Linked DNA regions of Homo sapiens: region 2 is linked to region 1. The links are chromatin contacts, found by Hi-C or POLR2A ChIA-PET in ENCODE. All regions are on one chromosome and are shown on one strand. Each heading gives the region's core, a stretch centred on a gene start or an enhancer-like site at or near the end of the contact. The rest is flanking DNA. Distances are from core to core; before and after follow the strand shown. Region 1 has its middle 170 kb from the start of LINC03062. Region 2 has its middle 150 kb from the start of MIR4290.

Region 1 (4,282 bases), core at 815-3,314:
TTTGAACCTCAAGCCTTCCAAATCTTGTAAGAGGCTGGAATACATTTATGCAGAGTCACAGAGAAGTCTCCCAAGCCCAATCCAGGCCATCAGTGTTTTGTGTTCCATTAAGACTGGCACATTTGGAGAAGTGGCTGCTGAGCGTGTGGGTTACGGGGGTACAACTACCCTGGCATGTGGATGGCAGGTGGCCAGGTGGCTGGTGGAGCTGACCTCTGACCTCCAAGGTGTGGCTGAGCCCCACGAGCCAACACTGCCTTGAACCACAGCTACATCAGGTGGAAACACAGCTCAGAGCAGTACCTGGTCACACAAGCTCCAGGGCAGTCTTGAGGGAATGGTCTGGAAAGTTTGAATGCACGTGGCTGTGCCGGGGTAAGGTGACCATGGCGGTATGGCTGCAGCTCCTGGGAACTGCCTGGGGCCAGGAGCTTTGACAGGTGAAGCTGCTCCCTTAGCAGAGTGTATACCACCTGTAGATCCTGCTGCCACTCAGACGCCCAGTGAACCCCCCAGCCCTGCCCAGGGCATTGCATCTGGGGGCATCCCGTGACCTCTCACATACCTTGTATGATGGTTAATTTCGTGTTTCAACTTGGCTGGGCCACAGGGTACCCAGATATTTAGCCAAACATTATTCTGGGCATGTGCGTAGGGTGTTTCTGGATGACACTGGCATTTGAATTGGTGGACTTAGTAAAGCAGGGGGCCTCCCCAAGGACGAGACCTCATCCAGCTCACAGAGATCCTAAAGAGAGCAAAATGGCTGAGTAAGAGGGAATATCCACCTGACTGCATGATCTGAGACGTGGATCTTCCCCTGTCTTCGGACTCAAACTGAACATCAATTTCTTGAGTCTCAAGCTTGCCAGACTTCAGTCTGGAAGTTTGAAGGGATTTCCACCTTGAAAACAGCAGATCTGGGGAAGTGTCAGCCTTCCTACTCATGTGACCCAGCTCTTCTTTCCCTGTGTTTACACACCCACTGGTTCTGTTTCTCTGGTGGACCCTAAAGAATACACTCAGTATTCTCCGCCATTGAGAGGCATGGCCCTCACGCCTCCTTCCTGCTTGGACTTGAGATCAAAAGGCAGAACTACCACCTGCGTTAATGCATCAGGATGTGATGGTGCACAAGGGCTGGTCCTCTCCTTGAACTGCCACAGCACCTGATAGCAGGCACCAGCTTTACAGGGGAGGCTGCCGCAGACTTAGTGAACAGCGTGGTACCATGTGGCAGGAACCACTGTGGGTTTAAGGGCTTGCATACATTTCACATCTCAGCAAAGATGTCCACATTCTCTGATGACACCTAAGATTAGCTTGAAGTTCTTGGAAGAAGCCTCAAATATTATCACCTAATGAAGTTTAGATGTATTTTAGATGGAGAGTTGAGAGTCCTTTTACCCCTTACCTGATTTGAGTCCTGGATGATCTCAGCAACATTGTTTCCTGGGGGCCTGAAAAAAAAAAAGGGAAAGATTGAGGTGGACTAAATTTTTATATTTAAGAGGCGCTCATGCATAGTGTGAGTGTGAAACAAAAAAGCCTGTCTAAATAAGCAAATAAAACAGTGGAAATCCATTTTTTAAACCTGAATGCTGGGGCCTGGGCGTAGTGGACATAGCAGCATTAACATTTGGAAAGAATGCTTGAAAACCCTTTCAAAAGAAGCCACGTAAGAGGTGTGTGCATGCACACACACACAGCCTGTTGATGCAATTTATGTGTCCACATTTAATTTCTAAAAAACCTTCCAAATTTGCAAGCACACAATGCTGTAAGTCCTAGAGCTTCTAGGGAGCTCCCCTTGCAAATCCGATGCTGAGGATCAGGCTTTTTTTTTTTTTTTTTTTTTTTTTTTTTCAGAGTGCTTTTAGAACACCGTGTAGGACAGGATGTAGAAATGGGAAACTCACTGGTGTTCTGGCGATACCACAGCCAGACTAAACTGAGCAGAGAATCACCTGCTTGCAATGTAGAATTTCAGAGGGAAGGCAGAGAACAGGCTGGTCTCAGCCTGATGGGGTGATGGGGAATGGAGTACTGTGCACTCCAGTCCCCGCCTGCAGCCTGGTGCCAGCCAGCTAGGGGCAGAAGACAGCCCTGCACTCAGCTCATCCTCTCTGCTCCCAGCTGGGCTCTTAGTTCACACTGGCTGATCAAGAGCTAATATGTCTCCTTTCCCTGAAATATAATGAGGGAAATGTGACTTTGGCTTTGATTCTTCCCTTCCATCTACTTCCTCTAACCAACAACAAAGCTCCCATTTCACTAATGGTTCCTGATGTGATCCGAGCCCCACTAAATAGTTTATGAGAAATGGCTATTTTTATGTGAGCAGAAAAGAGCAGTTCCTGGAAAGCTGGGGCAGCCCTTCATGTCTGGGCTGATGAGATCATCAGTCTCAGGAAGCCGCTGCTCTGCCGGGGCCATTATTCACTATGAGTGCTCCTGTGTCCACGGAAGCCATCCATCCGGCCACCAGGAGACATGGCCTGGGAGCACTGCGTTGGAGAGAGGCTGACTTACCTAAAGTCCGCTTTCCCTGCTTTCCTTGTTGTGACATTTAAGAACAACGTCCTGAACGTGAGAGAATGGAGAAAGGAGACTTTAATGGGGGGTTACAACTGGTTCTAACTGGGGTCCCTGGATCAGGAATATCAGCATTGTTAGAAATGCACATTCTCAGGCCCCATGGGCAGCACCGTGTGGCTGCTAAGGGCAGGGTCTCTAAGCTGTACTGCCTCTGGGCTTGCAGCCTGGCCCTGTCCCTCATTAGCCAGAGGATCCTACTGTGCCTGTCTCCCTGCTGGCAGAACGGGCATCAAATCTCATCCCTCTGTCCAGTGTTGCTGCAAGGATTACACAGGCATCTATGTAAAGCCACTGCAGCAGGTACTGTGTATTAAGTGCTCAATAAAATGGTCAGCTGTCTTGTGATGTCAGAATGCCAACAGGGTAAGTGGCAGGGCCTGTTTCTTCTCAGGGAGGTCACAGTCTTGGGCACCTTCGTGTCCATGGAGATCCCAGGCCTGTGTGAGCTGCAGGTTCTGCCCTCAGAGAGGTGGCTCTAGAAAACAAGCCAAGCTGAGCTCGTAAATCTCCTCCCTAGAGGGGCACCTGCCACATTAGGAGGCGCTCTATTTATGCGTTCATATGAGAGTGCTAAAAGCTGCTCTCACTCCTCATCCATCCCAGTGGTACAGGCCGAACAGTGCCCTCTCAGAAAGGATCTGCTGAAGTCCTAACCTCCAGCACCTCAGGATGTGACCCTATTTGGACATAGGGTCTTAGCAGAGGTAACTGAGTTAAAACAAGACTGTTAGAGTGGGCTGTAAGCCAATCTGGCTGGACTGCCTGTAAGAAGGGGAGATTTGGTCATAGACAGGTACAGAGGGGCATTGGGAGGAGATGGCCGTCTCCAAGCTAGGAAGCCACTCCCCACCACACACCAGATCTGCTGGTACCCACCCTGGCCCCCCGGCCTCCTGCACTGTGAGAAGTGACTGCCTGCCGTCGAAGCCACCCAGTCCCTGGTGATGAGTCTGGCAGCCGAGCTGAGCGACACAGCTGGAAATTCCCCGGCCTTTCTTTCCTCTCACTTCTCTGTTCTGTTGCCAGTGACATCTGCTCTGATGATCTATGGCCATGTGACAAACCACCCCAAACTTTAGTGGCTTAAAACAATATTAATCAGTTATTTTGCCCAGGAATCTGCAGCTTGGGCAGGACTCAGCCTGAACAGCTCTCCCTGCTAGCCCCTTGCCTGCTGTGTCCACTAGACGGGATGGGCAGATCCACTTCCAGGATGGTGCGAGCAAGCTGCTGCTCTCTGTGGTGGGATTGGTGGGAGCTGTGGCTTCCCCTCAGCATGAAACTGGGCTCCAAGAGCACATCTAGGAGACAGGATGTGGAAGCTGTTCTTTCCTAAAGTCTGGACCTGCTCAGAAATTGGCATGGTGCCCCGCCCTCACCATGTTCTATTTGTAGACAAGTCATGGAGCCCAGATGCAAGGAGCAGCAGGGAGATAGACTGCACCTCTCATGAGTGAGAGCCAGGGAGTTCGGGGCATGTTGAAAACCACTACATATCACTGACGAGGTTTTTAGGTGTGAGTTCCTGAGAATGTCATCCTTTCTCTGCCCAATTTTCAGCTTAAATGACAACCCTATGAGCAGGTACGTGGTACCCACTTTGTGCTCTGGGCAGTGCTTTGCACTTTGAGATTAGGAGAGAGATGTGGTCCCGACCCCCACATCATTCAGTAGCAGGGCCCAC
Region 2 (4,561 bases), core at 1,041-3,540, 61 kb after region 1:
TCTCATCACATGACCCGCCCCACACCCTGACTTTCTGGGTTCTCACTGCATCTGGAGGTCTGCTGGGGTCAGCTGAGGCTTCCCCTTGGTTTGGAGGCCACGTGGGAACTGTCCTGCCCAGGCCCCGGAACTTTCCAGGCAGCACCTCCTGCTCCCCTCACAGTTCCCCCAGGCTATTTTTAGGATCCTATTTTTGCCCTGTTTGAAGTTCATGCTGACTTCACCACCTAATTAGAAAGGGCAGCTCCCTGGAATTATCTGTCCCACATTCTACTCTGTGTACTGTACAGAGCAGAGGTGATCAGATGTCCCCCAGTTGGGGTCAGGTGCCCGGCGTCTGTCCCTCTTTGCCCGGGTGGAGTGTTTTGGAGCCCACCCCAGTGGCCAGGCCTGAGGCAGGACCTGGTTCTCAGTTTCTCCTGCCCGCCTGCGCTGACCCAGCCTGCCTGCACTTGCTCTGGGCATGTGGCTCCTGCAGTGGGTCCCAGACCCACCTGGCTCTATCCACAGCCCAGAGCAAGGTTGCGGGAGGCAGAAGGGGATATGGCTTGTATGGGGCCTGCTCTGGCCAGGTCAACCTGTCAACAGTGCTCTGCACTCCCCAGGGGACGGACTATCACCACAGGGCTTCCACCTGCTGGGCTGGGCTGTCTCTCCCAGCTCTTCTCACTTGGAAGGCTGGGGGCTCACGCTGGAGTCTTGGATTTCTGTCCTGATGCTGCAGGTCTGGGGGCCTGCACTTGAGAGTCTCAAAGTCTTTGGAGGGACGCCAGGCCTCCCTCTCACCACCACAAACCCTGCCAGAGTTCTCTGAGCACCATCAGGCAGTATGAGGGTAGAGGGTGGACTGTGGGCCCAGGGAAGGCTGAGTTCCCCTCTCTTATTTGTCATTTTCCATGTAATGACAGCAGGTTACTAATTCCTAGAAAGCTCAGTTTCCCAAGGTTAACCTTACCCATCTCATGGGGATGGTGTGATCATTGAATAAGTTAATGCTCATAAAGCCTCAGGCATAAAGTAGACTAGTAAAAAAGGTTATTTCTTCTCCAGCCCATCGCTGTCGGGAGGTCTGACTGTCGTGGATGTGGCATCATGGGTCGGGCTGAAGACCTGCCAGTGTGCTCTCTGGAGCCCCGTCCTGACTCCTCGGGGCAGTGCTGAGCCAAGCATGGGCCCCAAGGACCTTGTCTCTCCCAGCTCACCTGTGCCCTGGGCCACCCTTGGACAGGTCCAGCCTCCGTTTCCATCTGTGAAATGGGTTCTCTGAGTGCTGCACTCAGAGAAATGGGTTCTCTGAGCACTCAGTTCTCTGAGTGCTGCTCAGAGGCCCCTTGAGGTAGTAAATTAAGCAAGTGTCCGGAGAATTCTGGGGGACCTGGAGACCCCGCACCCTCATGAAAGCTCATGAGGTCCAATCCCCCTTTCAAGGTATGAGCACAGCTCTTTCCAAATACAAGGAGATTCTTCCCAAAGTGGGTTAACCGGGGCACCCCACTGAACTGGAAATAAACTCTACCGATTGGGCTGAAAGCTGCCCAGAGGTGCCCAGTTTGGGAGGATCTCATCCACACGGGGGACGGCTCCATTCAGCATGGCCTCCTCTGGACTTTCCATGGCCGCTGTCACCGTTTCTGTGAATATGACATTCCCAGCCTGGCACTGGGCTCCTTTCCACCCCGCTGCAAACGTCACGAGAGCCAGGACTGTGCCTCTCACAGGCACATCCCCTGCAGTCCCAGATGCTCAGCAAGCAGTTATTATGAACAGAGTGCACAAAGGACAAGTGTGGCCCAGCCCTCTGTCCACACATAGGGACACAGGCCCTAACTAGTCCTGCTTCCTTCTGCCCAGGTCTCTCAGGAACACTCTACTTCCCTCTGGGAAGCACCTGGTGGAGAGGTCTGGGCGACGGGGCTGGGTGAGCAGCAGCCCTACTGCACATCCTCCTGCTCTGGGCAGACCCTTGAGTGCCTCTTGGATGCTGAAGCAGGCTGCTTACAAAACCAGTGTTAACAAAGGCCCAGCCTGAGGAAGGTGATAGGATCTGCTCCCGCAGTGTGAGCCAGCCCAGGCTGGGCTGTGTTCAGGGCATCCAGGGAGGAGGCCTGAATTCTACAATTAAAACCTAAATGCAGGAACAATCTAAACAACCAGGCTTGGGCATGTCCTGTTTGTTGTGTAAATCCATGAGTCTGGTTTGCATGGCCAAACGCTCCCTGACAGCTGACTGCCAAGTTTCTGTTAGGGCTTAGACGTGACCTCCTTCAACCCCTGCCTTGTTTGGGTTTACTCTGGGGTTGAAGTCTGACGAACATCTAGATGGGGGCCTCCTGGAGTGGCCTGTCACTGTGTCCAGAGGGACATGGGCTTGCCAGCTCCCCGGGCGTCCATGCAGCGGCTCCCCGAGGCCTGGCCAGCTCCTCACCAGCTCCTGCTGAGTGTCTGTGCCCACGGCAACCAAGAAGTCCTGTGTGTGCCCTGCAATGCTGCTTCTTCTTAGAAACTGCAAACAGAGAGAAAAACTGCCTGGCAGCTTCCGCACTGATCTCTTTCTCTGTCCTTTTTCTCTTCACTTTAATTTTTTTTCTCCTACTCTTTTTCTGTCAGAAAGCAGTCAGCAGCCATGTGAGTTACCCCGTGAAGTTCTCCTGCCTTGGTCTGAGAGGCCCTCGGTGCGTGTTTAGGAACTGCAGCCAGCTAGCCTTCTCCTCTTTATTCAAAAGCCTGATTCCTCCTTACTGCATGGCAGACCCCCCCAGCGTGCCAGCTGTGCAGGTCCCAAGGGTGCTGAGGGCAGGAGAAGGCAGCTCTGGCAGCTCACGAGGGCATCCATGCACCGCCCCCATCTGTGGAGCTGAAGTTTAACGTATCCTCTGGGGCCCCCATCACACCTGCTTTTGATGGCAGAAGGGCAGGCACATGCTCAACTCTTATCCTAAAGCCTTCCAGCTGGCTACTTCATCATCTGCAGGAGTCCACAGGACTATGGGGGACAACAGCTCCCCAAGGCCCAGACTCCCCCTTAGTCGAGTGCGGTGGCTCATGCCTGTAAGCTGAGCTACTCAGGAGGCAGAGGTGGGAGGATCACCTGAGGCCAGGAGGGGCAACATGGAGGGAAACTGTCTCTTAAAAAAGAAAGAAGGAGGCTGGGTGCGGTGGCTCATGCCTGTAATCCCAGCACTTTGGGAGGCCGAGGCGGGCAGATCACGAGGTCAGGAGATCAAGACCATCTTGGCTAACATGGTGAAACCCCGTCTCTACTAAAAATACAAAAAAATTAGCCTGGTGTGGTGGCGGGCACCTGTGGTCCCAGCTACTCCGGAGGCTGAGGCAGGAGAATGGCGTGAACCCGGGAGGTGGAGCTTGCAGTGAGCCGAGATTGCGCCACTGCACCTCCAGCCTGGGTGACAGAATGAGACTCCGTCTCAAAAAAAAAGAAAAAAAAAGAAAGAAAGAAAGAAAAAAGTTAAAAAAAGTTTTATAAAAAAGTAAAATTTAAAAAAGACTAAATAAGTAAGTAAATAAATAAAATGGGTGAGCCCCACCCCTCCCAGCTCAGCCCTGTCCCTGGACACATGGGTTTAACTCACAAGGGCCTCCCTCTTCTTCTCGGGGTGCCTCACCCTCTGCAAGGCCCTCCACCATCTCTCTTCTCCACTCCACACCTTCTCAGCTTCTCATCCTGACTTGTCAATTGCTCCATGCCTTTTTTTTTTTTTTTTTTGTGAGACAGAGTCTTGCTCTGTCACCCAGGCTGGAGTGCAGTGGCGCGATCTCGACTCACTGCAAGCTCCGCCTCCCAGGTTCACACCATTCTCCTGCCTCAGCCTCCCGAGTAGCTGGGATTACAGGCACCTGCCACCACGCCCGGCTAATTTTTTGTATTTTTAGTAAAGACAGGGTTTCACCGTGTTAGCCAGGATCATCTCGATCTCCTGACCTCGTGATCCACCCACCTCGGCCTCCCAAAGTGCTGAGATTACAGGTGTGAGCCACTGCGCCCAGCTGCTCCATGCCATTTTTTAAAAAATTATGTTTTTCCCTTTAAAAATTGCTGCAAAGGGCTTCAGATCCACGTGCATAAGAAAGGACATAGAGCGAAGAAGGAAGGCCACCATCTGTGGTCTGGCTACATCCTGAAGTCAATCAGGCTTGTGCAGGTCCAAACTGGCTGCTTAGGACAAGCTCAGGTATCCTAAGGGCCAGAGAATCTGCTCCTTTTCCCCACGAGCATGGACGTACCCAGAAAGTGGTGCAGGATAGGTTGGCTCCAGAGGGGAGGAGGCCATCCCAGCAGGCTGAGGATGGTGTGCAGGGTCTGGAAGGTGTGACACTCCCTCATCCCCCCCGGGGATCAGCTCAGTCCCCCATCCCACCCCACTCTTGCCCTGTGCTTGTGAAGATCCTCTGCCTCATCACACAACTTTCTTTGTCCTATTTCTCCCCTTGTCAGGTGGCCAAGAACATGGTGTACAGTTCAGAGAGCCTCTCAATATGTTGCTTTAAAGTTGAAGACGGGGCCAGCCCAGGGTATCAGCAGCCTTGGCCCCTGCTCCATGCA

What was found. Hi-C counts contacts between places; a loop is a spot of excess contacts on that map. ChIA-PET counts read pairs that join two places held with the same protein, here RNA polymerase II (POLR2A). Pooled maps may share reads with other maps.
Region 2: a map of cardiac septum shows a loop between it and region 1 (2.6-fold over the local background). The contact joins two enhancer-like sites. A Hi-C loop is called at or near these places in 5 of 168 maps with a recorded cell type or tissue (CD8-positive, alpha-beta T cell, Right ventricle myocardium inferior, breast epithelium and 2 more) and 3 of 50 pooled maps. POLR2A ChIA-PET finds 5 or more read pairs at or near these places in 1 of 52 experiments (activated B cell).

The regions. Positions count from the first base shown.
Region 1 is chr9:89,812,506-89,816,787 of GRCh38, forward strand. No RefSeq gene overlaps it. Among named protein-coding and RNA genes, the nearest start is that of LINC03062, 170 kb to the left of the region's middle. RefSeq lists enhancers at 3,447-3,556, 3,607-3,706. Within about 2 kb of position 2,065, at least 3 of the 41 ENCODE cell types and tissues checked have a DNase peak (open chromatin) inside an H3K27ac peak, as active enhancers do.
Region 2 is chr9:89,872,826-89,877,386 of GRCh38, forward strand. No RefSeq gene overlaps it. Among named protein-coding and RNA genes, the nearest start is that of MIR4290, 150 kb to the right of the region's middle. Within about 2 kb of position 2,291, at least 13 of the 41 ENCODE cell types and tissues checked have a DNase peak (open chromatin) inside an H3K27ac peak, as active enhancers do.